Linked DNA regions of Homo sapiens: region 2 is linked to region 1. A link is a loop called in an ENCODE intact Hi-C map of the cell type or tissue named here. Cell type or tissue: transverse colon. All regions are shown on one strand. Links, peaks and the distances in the headings refer to the core of each region. The heading gives the core; the rest is flanking DNA.

Region 1 (10,770 bases), core at 1,277-9,276:
ATGACATGGAAATTTGTAAAGTGTTCTGTATTTTCACAAAGGATAAATGCTTGGGGCAATGGATACCCAATTTTCCAAGTTGTGATTATTATGTTTTGCATGCCTATACCAAAATAGATACACCTATTATGTACCCACACAACAACAACAACAACAAAAACATGAAAGGCTAAATTCTGAGGCTCATTGGGCAGAATAAAGAATAAACCTCTGAGGCTGGGTGTGGTGGCTCACACCTGTAGTCTCAGCACTTTGGGAGGCCAAGGAGGGTGGATGGCTTGAGCCCAGGAATTCGAGACTAGACTGGGCAACATGGTGAAACTTCATCTCTACAAAAAATACAAAAATTAGCCGGGTGTGGTAGCGCATGCCTGTAGTCCCAGCTAATTGGGAAGCTGAGGTGGGAGGATGGTTTGAGCCTAGGAGGTAGAGGTTGCAGTGAGCTGAGATCATGCCACCACACTGCAGCCTGGGCAACAGAGCGAGGCCTTGTCTCAGAAAAACAAAGAAAAAAGAAAGAATAAGTCTCTGATGTAGATTGTGAGCCAGATATTTATATATTCATTCAAGAAGTATTTAGTAGACAGCTCTTAGGAGTCAGGCACTGTTTTAAGTGCTGTGGATACACCAGGGAGCATGAAACCCCAAATCCCTCTCTAACTTTGCAGATAACACTGTGAAGTTCAACTGGAAGAGAAAATGTCTTTCAAGTCATCAGAGATTTCCTCCCAAGCTTCAAATATCCAATCTTGTGAGCATTTGACACTTGGGATCCTCTTAGCCTAACAAGACTTTCTACCACCCAGCCCTAACTTACCTTATATTCCACCTTCATTTATCTAGTCACTGCTTCCCATCCCTTTCCTTACACTTCCCTCTATACCTGTAAAATCCTCATACATCCTTTCCACTGACCCAAATCCTGCCCAATGTTAATACGGCACAGTGGAATTGGGCTTCTAGGGCTCCCCACTTAACCACCTGCTAGCTGTAAGACTTTGGACATGTTACTTAACTCTGCTCATCTTGTTTCCCAATCTGTAAAGTGAGGATATTCACAGTACCTACCTTGAGTTGTATGTAACAGCTCTACATAGAACTGTCTTACTCAATATATGAGCTTTGAATATTATGACATCTTGCCTCCTTCATAAGGCATTCACAGTCTTCCTGGTCCAGTGCTCTTTCTTTCAGTGCTTATCTCTAACATCTGTTTGGTGACTAATCCCATAGTGCCTCATGAAAGCACTGACATTACTGTCTTATGCTATTTCACTTAGTAAATGCCTTAAATATAGGCCTGTGTCTTACTTCTGCTTGTACTGCCTACAGCAATGGTTTTCCAACTTAGCTATCAGACTTGCCTGAAGAGGTTTACATTCCTAGGCCTTCAACTCCAGCCTAAGATTCTGATTCAGTAAGTGTCAAGTGAGGCCCAGGACTCTCTATTCTTAGGAATTCATCACCCCTGGTGATGTGATTTCAGCAAAGTTTGACAATCTCTGAAAAATAGTACCTAACCTAAGAGAGAAGTCAGGAAATAGCTGAGATTCGATCTTTCCTTGACCTTATCAATGCTTTCAGAAGAGGTAATGACTTAAATTTTTAATTTGAATTCAAGAAAAAAGCCATCCTCATTTTTCAGAAAAGGCTCATGAAATTCAAGTCCTGACGTAATTTTTAAAAATGATTTTCCCCAATTAGAAAATTAAAACTTCTTCTTTATAAAAAATACTGCCCCCCCACACACAAAAAATTAAAATTAAAATCCCACCACATAAAGATAACCATTCATTTTCTTTTTTCCCATGGTTCTTTATAGTTTTTAAGTATTTTCAAGCATTACAGAAGTAATTTATACTAACTGTAAATAATTAAGGTACTAAGTATAGAGAATTAAAAGTACAAGTCCCTCTTTCAATGCCACCCCATCCCTCTATACCAGTAATTGCCATTTGGTTTGATATAACTACTTCCAGATCTTGCCTACAGATTTACAGATACAAATTTTCTTTACATAAATATAATTATACTATTCTGCAACTCACTTCCTTTACACAATATATCAATTTTCTTTTCTTTTTTTTTTTTGAGACGGAGACTCACTTTCTCGCCCAGACTGCAATGCAGTGGCACGATCTTGGCTCACTACAACCTCCACTTCCTGGATTCAAGTGATTCTCTTGCCTCAGCCTCCTGAGTAGCTGGGATTACAGGCACCCGCCATCGCACCTGGCTAATTTTTGTATTTTTAGTAGAGACAGGGCTTCGCCATGTTGGCCAAGCTGGTCTTGAACTTCTGACCTCAAGTGATCTACCAGCCTCGGCCTCCCAAAGTGCTGGGATTACAGGCATGAGCCACCGTGCCTGGCCATCTTTTCTCTTTTCAAAAAATTTTAAAATTTTTTCCAATCATATTCTGCATGACAATTTTCTTTTTCATGCTGGTGCCAATACAAATAAATCTGTCTAATTGTCACAACTGTATAGCATTCCACAAGATAGCCAAATTACAATGTATTTAATCCCAAAAGACAGTTAGACTAATTCCCATTTTCCCTATGAAAAACAATGCCTCAATATATATCCTAATAATGTTTTTCTGCACTAGTAAGTTATAGTGCTCTATAGAGCAGAGCACTACTTTCTGACTTGCCTTGCAATTTACACTCTTACCACCTAACTATGCAAATGCCTGTTTCCCTACACCCTCCCTCACAAGGGAAGAGGAGGCTTCCCTATCAAGGATATATATGAGAGGACCAGTATCTAGGAGGCAAAGAATATAATAAACATTTTTCCTATCTTTTTTTTTCTTTTTTTTTGAGACGGAGTCTCACTGTTGCCCAGGCTGGAGTGCAGTGGCGCAATCTCAGCTCACTGCAACCTCCGCTTCCCAGGTTCAAGCGATTCTTGTGCCTCAGCCTCCCGAGTAGCTGGGATTACAGGTGCATACCACCACGCCTGGCTAATTTTTCCATATTTTGTAGAGACGGGGTTTTGCTGCGTTGCCCAGGCTGGTCTGGAACTCCTGAGCTCAAGCAATCTGCCTGCATTGGCCTCCCAAAGTGCTGGGATTAGAGGTGTGAGCCATCACGCCTTGCCTTTCCTATCATTTCTGTCAGCTGTTAGGCTGATGTGACCAACATCCCTGTAATGAATCACCCTCCCCACCAGTAATGTTTAACCCACTGTAGTACACACACTTGACATAGCTGGTGCTTCCCAGTTTCTCTTACCAAAGTACTTGGAAAAAGACATCTAGACCGGGTGTGGTGGCTCACACCTGTAATCCCAGCACTTTGGGAGGTTGAGGCAGGCAGCTTACCTGAGGTCAGAAGTTCAAGACCAGCCTGGCCAACATGGCGAAAGCCCGTCTCTACAAAAAATACAAAGATTAGCAAAGCGTGGTGGTGCACACCTGTAATCCCAGCTTCTCAGAAGGCTGAGGCAGGAGAATCACTTGAACCCGGGAGGCAGAATTTGCAGTGAGCCAAGATTGTACTACTGCACCCCACCCTGAGCAACAGAGTGACACTCCATCTCAAAACAAAGACAGAAACAAAAACAAAAAGACATCTAGACTATTTAAAAATAAAAAGGTACATTTGTTACTCAGAGGTCAGATAGTATTGGCTCCTAAATATCTGACCAAGATTTGAGACACCTTAGAATTAAACAAAAACAAAAACAAAAACAAAAAACCACCAAAGTGGTATATATGAAGCCATGACTGTGGATGGTGCTGCTATGTGAGAGTGCACGGCCTGGAGATCAGGCCTGGTGGTACTGTTGGAATTTGCAGGGCAGCTTAAAAACTATGCCTGCTTGGTCCCCACCCTCTGAAGGTTCTGATTTACTAGGTCTGGGCATGAGCTTTTTTTTTTTTTTTTCCTTAAAGTAGAGCTCCATAGGTTATTCCAACACACCCTATAAGAAAGAGGACTGGTAGGTTAAAGCCAAAAATGGGGACACCCTAGAGGACATCTTTGGGAGAATAATCTACCTAGGCCAAGACCCCACTATCTGAGCATTCCACGCCTATAAGATGACCCTCTTCTCTCCTAGATCAGTGCTTCTTAACCATGGACCACAGCTCTATGTTAGAATCCTCTGGGAACTTAAACATATCCCAACAAATTAGGTTTAGTAACATCCCAGACCACTAAAACCAGAATTTCTGGTAATGGGACACAGGCTTTGGTATCTATTAAAGCTCCCAGTGACATCAAATAATAGCCAAGGTTGAGAATTAATGTGCTAGATTGACACAGGTGTTTGAACTGGTTGGACTTCTGAGCTAACCGATTCACTCCTAAGCATTTGGAATTAAGACCCAAAAGCTATCTAGTTTTAGCCTGGAAGGCAAAAGGCAGGAAAGGGCCACAGACGCAGCGTGCATGGAGCTGCAGGGAAAGCTGGCATACATAGCGAGTGAGAATGACAAGCATGCAAGGAAAGAGGCAGAAAAGAGACATGTATTGTGAGGTGGGGCAGGGTGTGAGACAACAGCTTTCCACTGGCCGGGTCCAGTCCCATGAGAGGCCTGAGGCTCATTCTTGCCTTCCGATTCTCCAACTCCCTTGAATGAAAACCTCCCTTTCCTTCAACTACCTTGAGTGGGTTTCTGTTTCTTGCGAGCAACGAACGTTAAATCAAGCCAAGAAAATAACAAAAACAGAGATGGTTTCTGTTAATGACAGAGATCAACTAAGCTAGCTTTCAACGTATTTCAGTGTAAAATTTAAAGCGCCTGAGTTTAATGTTAGGTTGGTGCAAAGGTAATTGTGTTTTTTTGCCATCATAAGTGATGGCCAAAACTGCAAATTACCTTTGCACTAACCTAATATAACTGATAACCAAAGCAAAGACTAAGAACTTTCTACATATAGTACCCCGAATAAAATGCAAAGCTTCTCTGGAATATCTTAGGGCATGCCCAATTCTACCATGTATCTTTCTACATCCGAAATCAGACCTGGGCACGGTGGCTCACTCTTGTAATCCCAGCACTTTGGGAGGCTGAGGCGGGTGGATCACTTGAGGTCAGGAGTTCGAGGCCAGCCTGGCTCTACTAAAAATACAAAAATTAGCTGGGTGAGGTGGTGCATGCCTGTAGTCCCAGCTACTTGGGAGGCTGAGGCAGGAGAATCGCTTGAACCCAGGAGGTGGAGGTTATGGTGAGCTGAGATCACGCCACTGCACTCCAGCCTGGGCAACAGAGCGAGACTCCATCTCAAAAAACAAAAACAATAACAAAACAAAATCAGGGTAAAATTTCAGGGTACATGCTATATTTAAGAAGGATGCCAGGCTGGGTGCGGTGGCTCATGACTATAATCCCAACACCCTGGGATGCCAAGGCCAGAGGATTACTTGAGCCCAAGAGGAATTTGAGACCAGCCTGGGCAACATGACAAAATCCCATCTCTGTAAGAAGTAAAAAAAAATTAGCCAGGTGTGGTTGCACGGGCCTGTAGTCCCAGTTACTCAGGAGGCTGAGATGGGAGGACCACCCGAACCCAGAAAGTCAAGGCTGTAGTGAGCTGTGATTGTGCCACCGCACTCCAGCCTGGGCAACAAAGTGAGACCTTGTCTTAGGGGGGAAAAAAAAGAAGGACGCCAAATAAAATCTCATGTACTGTTACAAAACAATGTAAGCTTTGCCTACGACTAGAGTTTAGCATGTTGTGTGCTTTATAATATTTCTGACCAGAAATTCATCTCTTTCCAAAATTGATTGTGTTTTCTTCAACATTTCAAGATTGTACTACTTACAATAGACAGTCCTGGCCCACCTGAATGTTCTAATCACACAGCCTAGTTTCTCTTTCCAAAGACTACATTGTGTTTGCACAAGTGTGTGTTTTAGCCTCAGCCAAACTGACACTGGCTCTTCTGCTCCAAGTTGCCAACCAAATATTGAGAGGAATTACAATTGGCTCTCATGTTGTTCAATTTTTTTTTGTTCAGATATCCATTTAAATTTAATGATGAAAGAAAATATAAGTTCTCTCTGAATATGCATATAATACAGAGTAAAAGAGTAAAGCCTCCCATCTGCTTACTGACCCTCAAAAATCCTTACTGATGCTATTTGGTGTGCATCTTTCCAAATACTTCTCCATGTATTTGTGTGTGGTTTTTTCTTTTTTTAAAAAAGCATAAATAGGTGCTAGGTGCAGTGGCTCACACCTGTAATCCCAGCACTTTGGGAGACTGAGAAGGGAGTATCACTTGAGCCCAGTAGTTTGAGACCAGCCTGGGCAACATAATGAGACCTCATCTGTTTAAAAAAGAAAGAAAGAAAGAAAAAAGCTTAAATAGACTTGCATCATAAAATGTATTCTGCAACTTTTTTTTGAGACAAGGTCTCATTCTGTCACCCAAACTGTAGAGCGGTGGCATGATCACAGCTCACTGCAGCCTTGACCTCCCAGGCTCAGGCGATCCTCCTGCTCAGGCGATCCTTCAGCCTCTTAAGGAGCTGGGACCACAGGTACACAGACACCACACCTAGCTAATTTTTGAATTGTCTGTAGAGATAGGGTCTCCCTCGAACTCCTGGGCTCAAACAATCCTCCCGCCCTGGCCTCCCATATTGCTGGGATTACCAGTGTCAGCCACCGTTGTCAGCTGTATTCTGCAATTTGCTTTTAACAATAATCTTAGAAGATCTTCAGTACAAATAGCTCTCCTTTCCCTCATTCTTCTATAGCAGATTATGGTAAGCACACCATAATTTATTTAACTATTCAGTTGTTTTGGTTATGTACCATTGTTTGCTAATACAATACTACTCTACTTTTGCTAATACTACTACTCTTACTCATTTATTTTTGTATGTGTGTGCAAATGTTTTTATTGGACAGATTCTATAAGTGTAACTGTTGTTTTTTTTTTTTTGAGACAGAGTCTCGCTCTTTTGCCCAGGCTGGTGTGCAGTGGCGCCATCTCTGCTCACTCTAAGTTCCGCCTCCCAGGTTCACGCCATTCTCCTGCCTCAGCCTCCCGAGTAGCTGGGACTACAGGCGCCTACCACCACGCCCGGCTAATTTTTTTGTATTTTTAGTAGAGACAGGGTTTCACAGTGTTAGCCAGGATGGTCTCGATCTCCTGACCTCATGGTCCGCCCACCTCGGCCTCCCAAAGTGCTGGGATTTTCGTTTTGTTTTTGAGACAGAGTCTCACTCTCTTGCCCAGGCTGGAGTGCAGTGGTGTAATCTTGGCTCATTGCAACTTCTGCCTCCTGGGTTCAAGCGATTCTCCTGCCTCAGTTTCCTGAGTAGCTAGGATTATAGGTACACACCACCATGCCCAGCTAATTTTTGTATTTTTAGTAGAGACAGGGTTTCGCCATGTTGATCAGGCTGGTCTCGAACTCCTGACCTCAAGTGATTTGCCTACCTAGGCCTTCCAAAGTGCTGAGATTACAGGCGTGAGCCACTGCACCTGGCCAGAGGCTGAGTACATTTGTTCATTGACTACCTTTACTTTTGAATAACAATAATCATTAATAACTGAGCACTTACATGGACCAAGTATAAGCATTATTAATGCTTTACACACATCATCTCATTTAATCCTCTCAATACTGCCATGAGGTAGGTACTATTATTCTTCCCACTTTCAGTAAAGAATGTTGAGTTAAATATCTTGCCCAATATCACAAAGCTCCATTTTATTATTATTATTATTTATTATTTTTTTGAGACAGAGTTTTGCTCTTGTTGCCCAGGCTGGAGTGCAATGGTGCGATCTTGGCTCACCACAACTTCTACCTCCCGGGTTCAAGTGATTCTCCTGCCTCAGTAGCTAGGATTATAGGCATGCACCACCACGCCCAGCTAATTTTTGTATTTTTAGTAGAGACGGGGTTTCTCCATGGTGGTCAAGCTGGTCTCCAACTCCCAACCCCAGGTGATCCGCCCACCTCAGCCTCCCAAAGTGCTGGGATTGCAGGTGTGAGCCACCATGCCCGGCCACAAAGCTCTATTTTAAATACAGGCAGTCCCATCCCACTACCCAAACTCTTCACCATTACACGGAAATCACCAGCTTAGAACATTTGTCCAGTTTTTCTACTGGGTTGTGGATATCTCTTTCTTATTGATTTGTAAGGACTTTCTCTCTTTTTCTAAGAGATGGGGTCTCACTCTCACCCAGGCTGGAACGCAGTGGCATGATCATAGCTTACCACAGCCTCCAATTACTGGCCTCAAGCAATCCTGACACCTTGGTCCTCCCAAAGTGCTGGGAATTATAGGCATGAGCCACTGAGCCCAACTCCTCATCTAGATTCGTGACTGTACTGTTACAAATTGTTAGTAGCACTCTCATTCTTTAAGCTCCTCATCCCCCAACACCACATTTCCGCCTATGCCCATAGGAAGGATGAGTTTTTGCCCCAGTCCCCCATGGAGGGAATACTGAGCGTGGGAGTTCTGCTCTTCTGTCCCCACCACTCACTAGCTCCTCCGGTGGGGGAAGAATTGCTGAAGTGATTGGCTGAAGCCCGAGACAGGTGCATGGGCCTGACCACTCTACAGTCAGACATGTCCCATGGCTCTCTGGCTCTGGCTTATCCTGCTCCTACATGGACAGGCAAATTGGCCTCCTCAGAATGGGCCTGACCATCCTCCGCTCCAGTTTCTCTGAACCTACAACTGGGTAGGAGAGGTCAGATTGGGTCTGTCCTTGAGTCAGAGGTAGAAAAGCAGAAAGTTTCACTGAGGCTTCAAGGCCAAACTGCATTTTCCCCACTTAGTTCACCAGGGAGCAGCACCACATTAGTGGTTCTTGTTCGGTTATTAATAAAATGATGCTAGGTTTCCCCTTTGGCTACTATTATTTGTATATAATTTCCTTGATAAGACTCCAGTGGAAAAAGAGGTGAGTGCTAGAATTTAGATACCAGAGTTCTAGCCTGAACCCCTTACCATTATATCCTCTAACATTTTCTTGTCCATTTTTACAAGTTTTATCTATTTTGATGACATTCCAATTGGGTTTATTACATTCTTTAAATGTACTTTTAGATTGTAAGAGGATTATAAAGTGTATCACATCATATAAAATCAAACAAAACACAGGTGTGTGTGTATATATGTGTATGTGTGTGTGTGTGTGTGTGTGTGTGTATAAAGTTAACATCCCTCTATGTCATCCCCAAGATATCACATAATTTGTTGTGTGTTGCTTCTACATTCTTCTATATGGTCAAACATATATACATTAAGTGTAAAGTTTTCCCTCAACTTTTAGAAAAATGAAATTCTAGAGCCAAGGCTATGAATCTCTATTAATTTGACAAAATAATGGACATCCCTCAGAGCAATATGAAGAGCCAAATCATTTTTTTAATCTATGTACCGGGATTCCCCCAGTGCTGTACACTGTTTTCTCTTACTTGCCGCTACTTATTTTTATTATTTATTTATTTATTTATTTATTTATTTATTTGAGACAGAATCTCACTCTGTCGCCCAAGCTGGAGTGCAGTGGCACGATCTCAGCTCACTGCAACCTCCACCTCCTGGGTTCAAGTGATCCTCCCATCTCAGCCTCCCGAGTAGCTGAGACTAGAGGTGCCCACCACCATGCTAGGCTAAATTTTTGTTTTGTTTTGTTTTATAGAGATGGGATTTCACCATGTTGCCCAGGCTGATTTCAAACTCTTGAGCTCCAGGGATTACAGGCATGAGCCACCACGCCCAGCCACCACTACTTATTTATATGCCTTTGTACATATGTGTTTATGAACTGCTGTATTTTTTTCTGGAGGCCAATGTCCTAACAGTGGGATTTCTGTATTAGAAAGTATGTGCATTTTAAATTTTAATAGACACCAACTTACTTTTCAAATAGACTGTAGCAACTAACATTCTTAGCAGCAGTATGTAAAGGTGTTCATTTCTCCATACTGTCAACAGCACTAGAAGCAATAACTTAATTTTTATAAATTTAAAAGGGAAAGATGATATCACAATTCTCATTTCCCTTAACTACCTGTGAGGTTCAGCATTTTTCCTGTTTACTGATCACTTGCATTTCCTCTCCTATGAACTAGATATTCATACCCTTTGTCCATTTTTCTATTGCATTGAGTATTAGCTACTATTGTCTGTCATGTTTTGAAAATATTTTCCGCCAGGCAGGGCTTGGTGGCTCATGCCCATTATCCCACTATTTTGGGAAGCTAAGGTGGGAGGATTGCTTGAGCCCAGAGTTCAAGACCAGCCTGGGCAATATGGCGAGATCCCATCTCTACAAAAAATAAAAATAACTAGCCAGGCAGGGTGTTGTGCGTCTGTAATTCTAGCAACTTGGGAGGCTGAGGTGGAAGAATCTCTTGAGCCTGAGAGGTTGAGGCTGCAGTGAGCTGTGAATTGTGCCACTGTACTCCAGCCCAGCTCATAGAGCAAGACAGTGTCTCAAAAGAAAAAAAAAAAAAAGAAAATATTTTCTGCGGTGTTTGGTTTTTTGTTCTTGTGCATATTCTCACTCATAGGTGGGAATTGAACAATGAGAACACACGGACACAGGAAGGGGAACATCACACTCTGGGGACTGTTGTGGGGTGGGGGGAGGGGGGAGGGATAGCACTGGGAGATATACCTAATGCTAGATGACGAGTTAGTGGGTGCAGCGCACCAGCATGGCACGTGTATACATATGTAACTAACCTGCACATTGTGCACATGTACCCTAAAACTTAAAGTATAATAATAATAATAAAAAATAAAAAATAAAAAATAAAAAAAGAAAATA
Region 2 (10,770 bases), core at 1,274-9,273, 960 kb after region 1:
ATGGCGTGACCCGGGAGGCGGAGCTTGCAGTGAGCCGAGATCGCGCCACTGCACTCCAGCCTGGGCGACAGAGCAAGACTCCATCTCAAAAAAAAAAAAAAAAAAAAAAAAAAAGGCAACTATGTATGACATCATACGCTGTCGGACAGCCGACAGCGTTGGAGTTTTTTCCTAGTGTAGAAAATAACAGTCCTGTCTTCCAAGTGGGTGAGTTCAGAAGAGGCCTCATAGCCACCCTCTCTAATGACCCCACCCTTATTGCAGTAGTTGGCTGGCAGGAAGGGTGGCAGGACTGGTACCCTTCAGTGTTCATCCCGCCTGGGAGTCAGGTAGCCTACAGTGGCGTTCTCAAACTGGAGCCTGCATCAGCAACACCTGGAGGATGAAACAGCCTGTTAGGCACCCCCCCCTTCTCTTTCGGACGCAGTAGGAATGGGTGGGACCTGAGAGTATGCATTTCTATAAGCTCCCGGGTGATGCTGACGCTGCTGGACACCTTTGTCCATAGAGATGCTTCTCCCAGGTTCAGCCAAAAGCAGTTTTGGAGCCAGGGGAAGAGGAGATTGCTGGCCTTGTAAGATAGAGGTTGATACTGAACCTCAAGCCAAAGGGGCAGTCTCTTCAAAGGTCTGCATGTGGTATGTGGTGAGTAGAAGGCTCTGAACCTCACACTAGTGAACTTGGGGTTCCACTACTAGATCTTGTGATCTTTTTTTAAACCACATTTTTTGATTCCCCTCTTATGAGCAAGCCAGGCACTTTACATATCTTATCTCTACTCCTTACTCCCACAGTGCAAGGAGATATTTCTGAAGCTTGCAGAGGTGGGGTCTAAACCCAAACCTAAAGTCTAGGCTCTTAACCCTTCTGTGATTCTGCCTTAAGAAATGAGGCAGATAGCTTCGGCAATGAGAATGATGGAAGGAGGGAAATAGAACCCTTTTTTAGATAGCTGACATGTACAGGTCTGCCACAGAAGTGGGGACATACAGCTCTTCCTGGTGAGTCTCCATCTAAAGCTGCCCATCTCACACTGCACGAGCCCAGTTCCTTCCCTCCTGGGCCCTTACTCTCGGACTGCTGACTCCTAGATTGCCAGGCGTTCCCTGTCCTGTTCACTGCTGTATTCCCACCAACAAGCATCATTCCTGGCACACTTGAAGGTACCAAAGGTGTTGCATGAATCAACACATTCCCATGCCTGCAATGCCCTGAGACTCAGCCTGTTGCCAGGATTCTCCCAATCTGCACCCTAGGTGGTCAGGTCCCTGTGTGAAGCTGGAGAACTAGAGTCAAATCAAGAGGCTGGGAAATTTGCTTCTTAAAACTTATTTTAATATCCTTCTTCCCTCCCCCACCCCATTGGGAAAAGGCTAAAACAATCTGGATGGGTTTAATTACAAATTAATACATACTGTCATTGTGTAAAGTAAATCAACATTGTGGCAACAAGGGACTATTCTTGGAAAAAGTGAAACCCATATTAACAAAATATGTCATGGAAGAACCCCACTTAGTGATTTCACTGGCTGCTTGAAAGACAGTCAATGGAAAGGTCAATGTTCTGCATGTTCTCTGGGGCTTGTCCATGCCTCGGAAGAAGGTCTTGCCCGGACTCAGCCAAGCCTAGTTAGCTCCAAACAGGCCCTAGACCAAAAAAGCAAGGGAAGAGGGCATCCTTTCAATAGGACAAGGGTAGAAAGGGCAGATTGAAAGATAAAATCCTGCAGCTTCACTTAAAAGCCCACGGGGAAAAAAAAGGCAGGAAGTTACTGGGAAGGCTTAAAGAAAGACGCAGCATTTTTTCAACGTTAAAAAAATGTTAAAAAATTAAAAAACAAACAAATCAACTGCAAGATCATTGGAGAGGAAGAAAAAAGGAATAGAACTTCATTGTTTTCAGTGAGTTTGAACACGGTCTCAGCTTCATCCATGTCTTCATTATGCAGACACCATCCTCTCAGCACTGTGCTCGACCTGTGAGACCCTTTGCTTAGCAGCTTGGAGGAAATGTTTTTTTAAAAAAGGTACTATACACACATACATAAATGCACACGTTTATATGTGCATGTGTATATACATATAAATTGTAATAAAGTAGTTTTAGAAAGCTGGGGGTACCAAGGCCTCTGGGGTTGACTTCCTTGCATTCAGAATTCCACAGGACGATACCTACCCATGAACTTCTCTCCAATTTGAAACACTCCATCTTCCCTTAAGATCGCCTGATACTGAGGAGACTGAGGCAGGTCCACAAAACAAACGAAGGTCCTAGAAAATGTGTCATCAGTGACACTGTTCACATGTGAAAGGAACACTAGAGTCATGAGTTATTTGAGAGCTCTCTACCCTTTCTGACTCCCCCTCCCTGCCCAGACAACTCACAGGCCGGAATACTACATCTTTAAATATTTCTGGCTAAGCCCTCGCCACATATGTCAGTAACATTCCAAGCTGGCGACCACATGTTCAGGCTCTTGGCTCCCTCCCTCTCTACTGAGGAGTGCTCTGCTGTTTCAAGGGCACGGTGGGGCCACCCGTCTCCCATTTCAGCTCCATCTTCAGTTGATCATACATCTCAGAAACAACCAAATTAAAAAAGAAAATTGGTGCCAAAAGAATGTTCATATTTGAAACATCTATTTCTCCTTTTTTTTTTTTTTTTTTTTCTGAGACAGAGTCTCATTCTGTTGCCTAGGCTGGATTGCAGTGGTGCCATCTCGGCTCACTGCAACCTCCGCCTCCTGGGTTCCAGAAATTCTCCTGCCTCAGCCTCCCGGGTAGCTGGGACTAGAGGCACACGCCACCACGCCAGGCTAATTTTTATATTTTTAGTAGAGATGGCGTTTCACCATGTTGACCAGACTGATCTCGAACTCCCGACCTCGTGATCCACCCACCTCGGCCTCCCAAAGTGCTGGGATTACAGGCGTGAACCACCAGGCCCGGCCTGAAATATCTATTTCTTTTCAGATTATTTTTAAAATTCCATTTGATGAATCTTTTAAAGTGAGCTAGACAAAGTGTGTGTGTACATGCACACACAGACACACACCACCACACACCCACAAAATTCAGAGGCTTGGGGGGAAGGTTGTTTGCTGCCAAAAGATCTAACAGAAGAAAGCTTATGTGCTGATCAAGTTTTAATAACGTGGTTAACAAGAAATGTACACCATTTAGCAAGCACACAAAGACTATGGGTAGGAACTACTGATCCCTGGAGTGTCTGGCTCCCAAGCCCATTTTCTGCCTACCTTTGGCATAGCTTCATAGTTACTACATTCAGAGAATCCAAGAGGACTGCATGGACAGATGAACCTTTATTTAAAAAAATAGCACTTCAAATAAATTAAAAGGGACAACCGTCAAGTGTTCAAATTGTGAAGAAATAGTTGAAAACCTAGAGAGACTCCAAGCTGCAGTCTTCTAACCTCATTCTTTGTCCAATGGCAAAAACCCACACATCTCAGTACTCCCACTCAATTTTTTCCCTACTGAGATGAGGGAAGCAATTGCAAACAGGAGACCAGACGGAGGAGAAAGCTGCATCTGATTGGAATGAACATTGCCACGTACTTGCTAATACGGGTTTCACTTTATGACCAAATGTATTCTTTCAAAAATAAAAAAGGGGAGAGGGAAGCTGCATGTTTTTAAAAATTGAAATTATTTAGGGATAAAACACTAACTCTAGTGCCTTTAACGGGCAATAGCAACTTTTTTCCTCCGAAGTCAAACACCATCCCCAGCTGAGCCTTTGTGCTACAAGCTTTTCAGGAGATGTTACCTAAACTTTATTAAAAGAAAAGAACAAGTTTAAATATAGACACTGGACTAGCCCAGTCTGTATTTTCAAGTCCACATTCTTCATCTGAAGCACTGCATCAGGGACCCCCCTGAGTCTGCAAGTTTTCAAGTTCACAGTACATGGAACCAGTTTTTCTTTTTAATTTTTTCCTCACTCAGAGCAGCCACACACAGTGGCCGTTGACGCTGGAACCTCGGGCGGGGCCTTTTCCTACAAGGCCTGGCCGGAGCTGCCCAAGGTTTCTCCTCAATGAGAATCGATGCTGTCATGCTCTATGGATGGGAAAAAAGCAAGAAAATAAAAGCACCTGGTACAGGTTTCATCAGATCCATTCGGATTCGCTATGTTCCAAACCCGCTGCTGAACGCCATTTGTCCACTTTGTGTGTGTTGAACAGTTTGTGGCCTTGGAGTCAGTCTCAATTAGAAGAACTGTTATTGGACGCCCCAGAGGTTGATGCAATAGCAGCTCCAGCAGGGCTACTTGTAGAGACTGACTTTCGGATGTGAGGCAACAAGTAGGGATCACAGGCCAGCTGCTGGACATCAATGCGGTCCTCCTTTCGGTAGGCCAAGCATCGTCGAATAAACGCCTGCAAAGGAGAGTTTCTTGAAGACAGAGGCAGATAGTCTTGGCACCCCTGGAGGGAACCCTAAGGCTCTCTATCGGCTGCCAGGGCCCAGAGCAAATATCAACTAAAGAGAAGGGGCTTAAGGCCTTCCTCAGAAATCACCAGGCAGACCCAAAGAACACAAGGGAAGGAGAAGCACCAACAGAAGTACCTCTCTGCTGCCACCGATCCCTTCTCAGACAGAAAGGGCTGAGCCATTACTGAAGGGAGGAAAAAGGAAGCATGACCTCTAAATACTCCTGCCCCCAAAGCACTAAGACCAACAGAAAAAAAAAAAATCTCTCTTTGTCTTCGCTGGTTTGGATGGGAACGATCTAACTTCACGGTCCTCCATCTACAAACCATGGCCTCATGTGAACTTCCTGAGGAAGCGAAAATTCTGTCACCATATGAAGTGTCAGGAGACACACAACGACTAACACTATGATGTGTCACAGGTTATAAAATTATTTCCCTATGTCGTAAAGGGAAACGTGAAAAGGACTTGCATCTGCAATAATACTGTAGACCCAAAAATGCAGTGAGTGGGGTTGCACACGGAATTCCAGTTGACTACCAATATGGAGGCTATGTAGTTTTAGTTTCTGTAAGTCTTAGCATAAAGGCCCTTATATAGATTATCTGTCTTTTCCTGCTTGCTTTCTTCCTATTTTTTAGCTAGTTCTGTTTAATCAGTTTCAATATAACTATTTTAAATAAATTAATTTAAAAAAATCTAAAACATCATTATTACAGAAACTCAGTATTTTACATGAGGGTGACAAGGATGTGATGTGTCGGTACAGATAGGTTCATTGGCTCTCTCGAATGGACTGCTCTGGCAGGGGATATCGATGCGGAGGCTGTGCATGGGTACAGCAGGCGGTATAAGGGAACTCTATACTTTCAGTTTTGCTATGAGCCTAAAAATGCTCTAAAAAGCAAAGTTGATTTGAAACAAAATCTACAACATGAATCAAGCTACTGATTTTTTGGTTTTCCCCCATGTTTGATAAACAAATTAATAATACAATGCCAATCTGGTTTTTCAAAATTAAAGACTTACAGGTACTGGCTTGGTTAAAGCATTTGGAAGATAAAAACAATTCATAGAAATGAACATAATGATCCTTGGCCTTTAAAAATGAGCCTTTCTAGGTGAAAGACAAGGAATTGGAGTTAAACAGGTTATCTTGGCTTAAATACTGGTCAAACTGTTTTTTAAAACTTTTTTTAGAGACAAGATCTCGTTCTGTCACCCAGGCTGGAGTGCACGGGCATGATCATAGCTCATTGTACTCTCAAACTCCTGGGCTCAAGTGATCCTCTACCTCAGCCTCCCAAGTAGCTAGGACCAAAGGCGTGCCCCACCACATCTAGCTACTTTTAAAATATTTTGTAGAAATGGGTCTCACTATGTTTCCCAAGATGGTGTCAAACTTGTGGCCTCAAGCAATCCTGCCACCTCATCTTCCCATAGGATTACAGGTGTGATCCATGGCACTCAGCCAAGTAAACTTCATTTACCTTGAATTTTCTCTGTAGCTGCCAGTGTCAGCTCTTAAAACAGCAATCAACTCACATAGTTGCCCTGATTAAAACCTGCAACTGCCTTCCCTCACACTTACCCTCACCCTCCTGCCTCTCTTACCACCTTCCCATTTGCTCTGTGGACCTGCAAAAAGCTCATTCTCACATCTGAGCTTCTCTCTGCTAAAATACTTTCCCCTGCAGATCTAACGGCTCCTGCAAATCATGGCTCCCACCTTCATACCATTCAAGATACTGCTCAAACTGTCACTTCATCTTTGAGGCCTTCCCTAACCATGCCATCAAAAAAAGAGGTTTCCACCTCCTCATCCCCCTACTCTGATTTATTTCTTCATAACATGTGTCACCATCTGAAATGTATCCACTTTTTGTTTTATTGTTTTTCTCATAAGTGGAATATAAACTCCTTAAGGGTAGGGAACTGTTCTGCAGAGTTCACTGCTACATATTCGATTCCATCTCCACTACCCGGAATAGTGTCTTAGTGTTTCACAGGCATTCAGTAAATATTTGTTGTGGGAGGACAGGAAGAGAAGAGGGTAGGATTAGGAGAAACAGGGACACAGGAGATAATGCACAGAAACATTTGGAGATACTTCTGTATTCTTCACAACAAGTTCATCTAACAGACTCTAAAGTTTTGGAGACATTTGTTCACCTATTTATTGAATAAACATGAAAATTTGACAAAAGTTATATAAAGAAATAGTCTTGAAAAACCTGACAGATTAGGAGAATTAAACATCTACCAGACAATGTATTCAAGTCCCTCAGTATCGACTCTGGGTGGCAGCTGTGGCATGGGTAGTGAGAGCAGCTAGCTAGAGAATCTGCCAAGGGTTAGGTGCTACCAGTCCTCTTAAACCTCACAACCACCCTTCTCTTTTTCTTTTTTTGAGACAGGGTCTCACTGTGTTGCTGAGGCTGGAGTGCAGTGGCTATTCATAGGTATGATCATAGCACATTACAGGTGCACAGCGCTGCACCTAGCTACTAACACCTTTTAAGGAAGATGTTTTTGTCTCTGTTTTTATGGATAAGGAAAAGCAGCTTAAAAGGTTTAACTTGCCTAAAGTTACACAGCTACTACTGAGTGTAGAGCTGACACCAAAATTAGGTTAACCAGGCTTCAAAGCTGAGCCTCTCTCCAGCTCTCCTAGGACAAGTCAGGAAATCAGCATTTGCCTTAGGGATGTGTCATGGGACTTCTCCCTTGCAGATTTGATTTCTTGGTTATGCAGTACTTAAACTGTTGAACAATGGGGACAGGGAGCCATCAGTCAGGAATTATAAACAACTGCTAAAGATGTTAATTCTTACCCTGTGACATGGCAGCTAAACCACTTGGAAAAGAGGTTCTTTCCTAACCTATGTCACATAGGTACACTGTGAGGGAACGGCAGAGATCAAACACCGAAGAAAGAGATTAGACTTGTAACTGGCTGGGCACAGTGGCTCATACCTATAATTCTAGCACTTTGGAGGCTGAGGCAGGCGGATGGCTTGAGCCTAGGAGTTCGAGATCAGCCTGGGCAACACGGCGAAACCCCTTGTCTACAAAAAATACAAAAAAATAGCCAGGAGCAGTGGTGCACACCTGTAGTCCCAGCTTCTTGGGAGGCAGAGGTGGGAGGATCACCTGAGCCTGGGGAGGTCGAGGCTGTGGTGAGCCGTGATAATGCCACTGCACTCCAGACACGGTGACAGAGTGAGACTCTGTCTCAAACCAACAACAACAAAAGACTTATAACTGCTCACTTTGACTTTAAAAATGCTAAATGACCACAGCACCCAATGGGGCTGGCTACCACTCACCTAAGTAGAACTGGTTAATAAATAGAGATAAATAAAATAGCAAGGAAAAAGTAGGCTGGCTACTAGAATCTTGGTTTACAGATGTGGCAAGGATGAGTGATTATTTATAGCTTCCTTTTCACCACTTCCCATTCCATGTTTCCTTTGCCTCACGAGTTTTTTATGCCCTCACCAACTGCAACAGAATTTACTGCTTACCATTCACCTGACGTTTAACCCTATAATGTTGATATGGTTTGGCTGTGTCCCCACTCAAATCTCATCTTGAATTGTAGTTCCCATAATCCCGTGTCATGGTAGGGTCCTGGTGGGAGGTAACTGAATCATGGGGGTGGTTACCTAAGTTTCCTAAGGTCTCCCCAGCCATGCTGAGCTGAGTCAATTAAACCTCTTTCCTTTATAAATTACCCAGTCTTGGGTATATCTTTATTAGCAGCATGAGAACAGACTAATACAAATGCCTTAGTACTCTTATATAATTTCTCCTACATGGGCATTAGCTCCCCAAATTAATCATAATCCCTGAATACAGATGAAGCTGGGTATCTTTCGTGACATCCACACACCTGTTCTCTCTCAACTGGAGTCTGCTCTCCCTCCCTTTCTGACTCTAGGGAGCCTTTCCAGATTAAAACACCCACCTATCAACATTCCTTCTACTGGAACTGGGGATGGGGTGGTCAGGGTGTAAGCAATGTTCTTCTGTCAAGTGTTCTTAGGAACATTAATTCATGCCTATCCTAATATTTTTATTAACTGCTGAATTTCACACTGAAGAATCCATCCACTATTACCCAAAAAAGTAATACAGAAAGCAAAGCAGCCGTTTCTGTTGGCCAATGGGTCAAACAAAACTTACCTTTGCTTCAGGTGTTACTACTGGCTTTGGCGGGAACTGCACTTCAGTAGCTTTAAGAATCGTATTCTCTTGTAGGATGTCTTGCTGAGACTGGTTATGGCCAAAAGGCTGTCACATAAAAACAAACAAATAATGTAGGCCTCTGATGAAAATTATAGAGAAAACAATTCAATACCCCAGGGAAGGAAAAGGATAAGACATCTTCTAATTTGAATTGCTGCAAGGAACTCTGGAGACAATCCCCTCTAGTTCTCTCACTTTATAGATAAAAGGGGTTGAGAGCTCAGAGCATATGTAACTTGCTCACAGTTCAACTACCAGGTCAAAGCAGAGTGGGGACCAGAAGCAGCATCTCCTATATCCTAATGCTCTGCTAAGCTTTGCTCACACCAGAGAAAAGGGAGATCTAGAGCAGGACCCAGCAACCTCACCTGCTCTGAGGGATACATGCGGCCCTAAGAAATACACACCTGTGCCTCAGGCCAACTCAAAAAACAGAAAAAGAGAAGGAAAGGAAGTCAAAACCAAGAGGGGTAAGGACAGAGTGGGAAAAAGAAAGAGTTGGGGTTACTTAATGGCTTCAACTATGCCGAGCTGCCATTTCCTTTGTCTTTTTTTTTGAGATGGAGTCTCGCTCTGTCGCCCAGACTGGAGTACAGTGGCATGATCTCAGCTCAGTGAAAGCTCTGCCTCCCGGGTTCATGCCATTCTCCTGCCTCAGCCTCCCGAGTAGCTGGGACTACAGGCACCCGCCACCACGCCCGGCTAATTTTTTTTTTTTTTTGGTAATTTTAGTACAGACGGGGTTTCACCATGTTAGTCAGGATGGTCTCGATCTCCTGATCTTGTGATCCACCTGCCTCGGCCTCCCAAAGTGCTGGGATTACAGGTGTGAGCCACCACGCCTGGTCACCGAGCTGCCATTTTCTAATAAACTCTTAAAAACAAGTTCAACTCAAGTCTCTCTATACTGGTTCTACTGAGATCTCTCTCAAACAGTTATTTCTAGATAATTTCTACTGCTGTTATCGGCAGCAATTCAACATTGTCAGGGAATGTAAATAATAATTAAGCCTACTACCTCTGAATAGTTTCCCTGTTTTAGAGAGGTGAGATAGAAAAAAAAAAAAAAAAAAGACCAAGGAGAAGCTAAAGAGGAAGGTATAATCTGAATTAAGAGCCTGGTCTGGGGAATGTAATCAAAATATTAAGAATTCAAAGGACACACAGAACTCCCATCTGGCTTATACCCACAGCCTACTGGGAAACACTGAAACAAACAAACACACAAAAACAGCAATAGGAACATAAATACACAAATGGATCCTAATATATACATTTATAAGGCATGTTCACAAGGAAAAACAAATGTGACAATTCATTAGGTGTAGTTTACCACTTGTTGAAATATGTCACCTTGATCAGAGGTAACAATGAATACATCCTGACACCATCTCCCCAGTATAGAAATATAAAGCACGCTTTCATTAATAATAGGTTCAACTAATGGGATGGCTGGCGATAAAGATTCTGGGGATATTTTGAGTTTTGGTTCTTGGGGCCCCCAGGTTCTTGGGAAGATTGTATACTTTAATAAATAAACGATTTTTGTAAATCCCTATACACACTATCAGAATAAATACATGTTCCAGATCTAATTGAGAACAGCAAAAGTGCATGTTTTTAACAGCCCCGCAGAACTCATTAGGTGCCCTAGGGTTGAGGATTTCTGCTTACGAATAAGGCTTGTATTATTAAGTCTGTATTTTCTTTAAACCACTCCTTTCAGGATTCTATTTTGTATAACCCAATAATTAACTCCAATAGACTAATCCATACCAAGGCACTGTGTGTGTGTGTGCCACCCAAGAAAGAGATCAAGCTTCTCCATCAACCTTCTAACTTACCTTCCTTCCATAAAGACACTGATAGAAGATCACACCCACCGACCACACATCAACTTTATTTGAGATCTTTGGTGGTTCTTTCCCAACCACAAAACACTCTGGTGGTAAATACCTGGGACAAAAAAGAAATATAAATTATTAGAATAATGATCATATAAGTTTAAGACATGTACAAAAAGACAAAATAAAATATCTTGTTGAAAATAGAAATATCGTT

The links. A loop is a pair of places that touch in the nucleus more often than their neighbours do. Peaks named below come from ENCODE experiments on the same cell type or tissue, not always from the same donor. Only the 100,000 strongest peaks of a DNase experiment are listed, where the experiment ranks them.
Region 2: it touches region 1 in a loop (12-fold over the local background); 1 of 110 quality-filtered maps calls a loop at or near these places.

Annotation. Positions count from the first base shown.
Region 1 is chr17:63,562,507-63,573,276 of GRCh38, reverse strand. All of the region lies in intron 1 of DCAF7 (DDB1 and CUL4 associated factor 7), which reads right to left. It also overlaps the pseudogene RNU6-288P. Among named protein-coding and RNA genes, the nearest start is that of DCAF7, 17 kb to the right of the region's middle. RefSeq lists a silencer at 10,325-10,545. In transverse colon, for the core only: no CTCF peak of the experiment used is centred there; no DNase peak of the experiment used is centred there.
Region 2 is chr17:62,606,025-62,616,794 of GRCh38, reverse strand. It overlaps TLK2 (tousled like kinase 2), which reads right to left. Exons shown (of 22, transcript NM_006852.6): 20 at 10,554-10,665; 21 at 8,647-8,754; 22 at 1,314-4,403. The coding sequence ends at 4,230. Among named protein-coding and RNA genes, the nearest start is that of MRC2, 16 kb to the left of the region's middle. RefSeq lists an enhancer at 4,874-4,993. In transverse colon, for the core only: no CTCF peak of the experiment used is centred there; no DNase peak of the experiment used is centred there; H3K27ac peaks cover 467 bases.